Linked DNA regions of Homo sapiens: region 2 is linked to region 1. Evidence: read pairs that join two places in POLR2A ChIA-PET (ENCODE). Cell type or tissue: GM12878. All regions are shown on one strand.

What was found. ChIA-PET counts read pairs that join two places held together with the same protein. Peaks named below come from ENCODE experiments on the same cell type or tissue, not always from the same donor. Only the 100,000 strongest peaks of a DNase experiment are listed, where the experiment ranks them.
Region 2: POLR2A ChIA-PET joins it to region 1 with 5 read pairs; 2 of 35 experiments call an interaction of 5 or more read pairs at or near these places.

What each region holds. Positions count from the first base shown.
Region 1 is chr3:119,301,710-119,304,209 of GRCh38, reverse strand. The region is part of intron 1 of ARHGAP31 (Rho GTPase activating protein 31); the gene reads right to left. Among named protein-coding and RNA genes, the nearest start is that of ARHGAP31, 8.6 kb to the right of the region's middle. RefSeq lists an enhancer at 1,078-1,297. In GM12878, no CTCF peak of the experiment used is centred here; DNase peaks (open chromatin) are centred at 1,067 and 1,285; H3K4me3 peaks cover 1,422 bases; H3K27ac peaks cover 1,519 bases.
Region 2 is chr3:119,585,712-119,588,211 of GRCh38, reverse strand. ADPRH (ADP-ribosylarginine hydrolase) reads right to left here. Exons shown (of 5, transcript NM_001125.4): 4 at 1,567-1,927; 5 at 1-748. The coding sequence ends at 334. Among named protein-coding and RNA genes, the nearest start is that of ADPRH, 7.5 kb to the right of the region's middle. In GM12878, no CTCF peak of the experiment used is centred here; no DNase peak of the experiment used is centred here; H3K27ac peaks cover 449 bases.

The DNA.
Region 1 (2,500 bases):
CTTGAGAGCATCTCTGTAAACCCAACAGTGTCTGGCACGTTAGAATCCCATTACATACTTATTGCATTGAATTGAAAGTCCCATTCCAGATAGGATCTGATTAAAACATGAAAAGAGGCCGGGTGCGGTGGCTTACACCTGTAATCCCAGCACTTTGGGAGGCTGAGGCAGGCGGATCACGAGGTCAGGAGTTTGAGACCAGCCTGGCTAACATAGTGAAACCGTGTCTCTATTAAAAATATGAAAAATTAGCCAGGCATGGTGGTGGGTGCCTGTAATCCCAGTTACTTGGGAGACTAAGGCAGGAGAATCGCTTGAACCCAGGAGGTGGAGGTTGCAGTGAGCCGAGATCGCACCATTGTATTCCAGCCCGGGCGACACTGCGAGACCCCATCTCAACAACAACAACAACAACAACAACAAAAAACATGAAAAGAGCTGGGGAAAGAAATATGCATAATCACACAAATTAGCTCAATTGCCTTCACATAGCCTATAGATTTATGTACGGTTTGCCGGAATCCTAGCTTATATGTCAAGCTGTTTTCTAGTGTCTATGACAGCGAGAGCTGGTATATGTTGCTTTTGAGGGGAGGGGTGACATTCACCCCTCTCCCTCCAGTAGTGGTGGGAAGGGGGCCTACAAGGCATTCTGGGCCAGCATCAGGCCATGGGCGTGGTACCAGGGCCTGGTATGCATCAACCAAGCTTAAACGAGAACAAAGAGTGCCTGAGACTCGATCCCAGAAACTCAGTTGGTTCTGGGGCCTTGCCAAGAATGTGGTTCACACCAAGGAGTGATTGGTGAGGAACTAGGAAAAGGCAGTGTTTCTGGGGAGTTCTGTGCAAAGCCTGGGTCAGTTTCTATTTGGGAGTAGCTATGAACCCCTGTGGGGACCATTAAGCAATTGGATTCCTGATAATCCAGCACATCAGCAATGTGCCTTATCCTGAGCTTCCTAGAAGGGCACAAACACTGGTTTTCTGAAGAAGGAAGTAGGGTCAATGAATCAACTGCTGCATGTCTCACATGGGGCTCACCCTGAGAGAGCCACAGTGAGCTACCAGATCTGCCTTCGGGGGAACTCACCATCGATTTGCATACATAAAGTGTTAGAGAACAAAACAACAGGTAGAATGCATAACAAATTGGGTACACCTGACCCTAAGGCAGTGGGTATTCCAAGAGGTGAAGAAGATGTGGCTGCAGTGGGCAAGGGACCTGGGAGGAAAAGATAGGGTCTGGCTGGGCTTCAAAGCTGGTAGGTTTAGATCCGTGTGTGTGAAATGCACCTTGCAGAGGGTAAAGTGCTATGCAAATGTCCATCGTTATTATGACTCTTCATGGTTTAGGCTGTGGGAAAAACAAAGCAAAGGGAGCAAAATCACTTTTCATAGGTTGTGGCAAAACTGTTAATGCCAAATTATGAAATATGCTATCCTAAGATATGTGGTTCATGCCTGAGACCATGGCCTTAGGAGTCATACAGATCTTGATTTCAATTCTGCCTTTCCCATCTCTATAATCTTGGCATCACTTGGTTAAATCACTCAGTTTTCTCTTTTGTAAAATGGGGATTAAAATGCCCAATTCTTAAAGATACTGAAATATTACTTTGCATGTATAAAGTGACTGGCACAGAGTAAGCAATCAACACAGATAAGTAGCACTTACTACCAATGAAAATAACAACAAGGCCTGATGTGGGACTCAGACTTCATGTCTAAGTCCTTTCTCTTCAAGAGACCTCCTCTTCCTCCTCTTCCCTTCAGCCATTCAGCAGCCTGATGTTTTCATCTTTCTCTATCAAACTCTGCTCTTACAAAAAAAAATCTAGTACCAATACTTATTCTCCTCTGAATTACAGTCAGCCTGTTTGTTCCCAGGGGTTTTAAATGTGAAGCCTTAGTTGAAATTGTATACTGCGGCAAAGTCTAGAGAGACAGAGAGTGCTATCTAGACTCCTGAAGTTCCAGCAGGCTGTGACCCTCACTGAATCAGTACTTGAGGCCAGCCCCTTGGGGGAGAAATAGCAAGATCGGTTCAACTCAAGAGTGTCATTTCTGTTGGTGCATAGGGGGAAACAGCTCAGGAAATTGGGTAGGACATGGACCCATAGTCAAAAAGAAAAATAACTTGAAGCTTGGGGATAAGTATGAAAATGTCACATTGGCTTAAATACACAGCAAGCACTGAATGGGAAGAAAGCTAACTCCCTGTTCCTGGGCCTCAAGGCTGGTCTGAAGGAACCACTAGAAGGAAGTGGAGTCCTGAGATGCAGACGCCAGGGTGGGAAGGCGGCTCAGAGCAAGTGTGGTCTGTTCTGGAGGAAATGAGCAATGGGTAGCCCCAACTAGAAGAGTCTATCACTACTTTGTTCCAGAATCTTTAGCTAGACTTAGCTAATGGCAAGGGAGGTGGCAGGGCAGTGACAGTTCTTATGCCCAGAGTCCTGGAACTTAGAGCCCCATCCCCTTTCTCCACCCACTGCTGCAGAGC
Region 2 (2,500 bases), 280 kb before region 1:
TTGTGGGAACCCAACTTGAGACAAACAGAAAAAACTTTTAGAACAAGTAGATGATGAAAATGAAGACTCAAATATGAGGTCATGAGATTTTTTGCTTGCGAGACGCTGACCCTATCAATTGAGCTAAAGGACTCTTCAGTGTAAGAAAAGGGATAGATTCTGGAAGAACAGGATGAGCCTGAAAAAACTGAGCTTAAGGTGCCCAAGGGACTTGTTATCTCAAAATTCCCTGAGTACAAGGTTAAGACTCTTGACTTTGGAAAAACTGAAAAGAAATAGCAGAAAAGGAAATACACAAAAGAAGAATCCATCAGAAGTGAACATCACGTCTCCCTAAAGGGAAATTACAGTGTCTTCTTTTGACCCGAGAGAATATAAAGCCCTAGCTGTCTCTTCCAGCCGGTTTCTGTATTCTAGTTTCTCATAGTTGGAGGGACTCACTCCTTTAAAACCATACATAACTCCCCACCAGCAGCCAGCAATGGCAGCTGTAGAATCACTGTCTCCACCATGGAAAAAGGCTCGGTGGGCAAGCTCCTTCCAGGAGTCTCCTGCAGCAAGAACAGCATCGTAGGCAATCATGGGGGCATCGTGCCCACTGCTGCCACCCCAGCCAGAGTAGCTCAGGGAGGTGTAGAACTGATCCCTCTCCTTCACACCGAAAGACTCAGGGAAGGTAGGGGCTGATTCTCCATCCAAAATCCCTCTAAGTTTTAGGTAATTTTCCCATTTGGTTTGGAAGTAGGACCTGTAGAAAGGAAAAAATCTAGAGTCAATTGAAAAAAATAAAGTGAAAAGTCATAACAAAAAGCACCAGATGGATGTGTGAACAGAGAAAAATCCAACATAACTTCGGCTTCTTGCAGTAATATCATAAACTATTTAAACATCAAAATTATTTCTATATAAGTACCATTCATTCAATACATTTTTCATAAGGATCTACATAAATAAGGCATTGATCCTGTTGCTAAATAAAGAGATACATATCAAGTTAAAGGGTAAGAAATACAGGTTTGTTTTCCCTGGGAGGGTCGAGAGTAATGACCTTTTAAAGGGGAACTTCAAGACATCACAACTGTGGGTGACTTCAGCAGAAAGCCTCTTTTTATTCTAAGAAAGACAATGTGAAGTGAACTCACGAGAAGGGGAAGATGTGGCCTTACCACTTATTAGTTAGCTAGTGGAAAAACGTATCTCTGGAATTTTAACCAAGGATTTCAAAATATTATTTGTATACCAAGACAACACTGAAAAAGCAAATTCCAGGAAAGTAGGAAATAGGCATGAAAATTCATGGCAGAATAGGATAGCCACAAAAATGACAGGATTCCGTGTAAGAGGGAAACACCACAGCTGCCCTATTCATTGAGGTATCCACTTGGCTACTTTGTAGAATCATTACTGGAAGGGAACTTGAAATCCTTAGCAGATGGGTAGAAAGGGGGCTGGGGGTGAAAACCATGAGGGTTGCTGTGATCTCTGAATACAAGACATATATGTGCAGGTGGATGTACACGCACAGATTCAACCGTGTTTGAGCAGGGCGTGCGCTTACAGACTCACCAGTGTTGAAGATTTTCCTCTACAAAGTAGCCTGATTGGACAATGTACTTTTTAGCTTCTGGTAGCAGCTCCATCAGTCCTTTTCCCCACTGCAAGGGTGGTCTGCTATTCACAGCATAGGCTGTAAAAAGAGCAGACGCAAGGGCCCCCAGGTAGCCTGTTGGGTGGTGGTGGGTCATCCGACCACTCTCGATGCTCACTTGGATCAGTGTGTCCAGTTGGCTATGGTGTGGGAACCTGAGACCGATGCACATGGCCCGCATGGCAGCCCCACAGCCGCCCTCATGGCTGTTGAAGGGAATCCTCCAGCCATTGGGCTTGCCCGGCTTCAGCTGCATGGCGTTGTGCACCGAGGCACCACCTGGGGAAGAGTCGGATAAGGGATGGGGGTTAGCATAACCAAAGCAAAGGCCCCAGCAGGAATAAATAACTAAACTCTGTCTCCAAGTATTTTTGATGGAAAGGGAGAGCCAAAAAATATGATGATGCATGCCCCAAAACTCCAAACCCCACCCAACAATGTGCCTTTCTTTATGTATAACCCTTGGCAAGATAACGCTAATAAAGGCAGCAGACTCATATAGGGATCCTTGGAATCTTTACCAGTCATTACTGAGACATCACAAAAAAATTAAGAAGTAAGTATATTGTTCTCTTTTTTAAGTAAATAAGCCTTTTAAGCTCAGAGCTTAAGAAACTTCCTCAAAATCACATAATCAGCTAGTTAGTGGCTGGGTAAAATCCATCAGACTCCAAAGCCCAATTCCTTATGGAGTCCAATAAGAACCTTACAATTAGGCCGGGAGCAGTGGCTCATGCCTGTAATCCCAGCACTTTGGGAGGTGGAGGCAGGCAGATCACGAGGTCAGGAGATCGGGACCATCCTGGCTAACACGGTGAAACTCCGTCTCTACTAAAAATACAAAAAACTAGC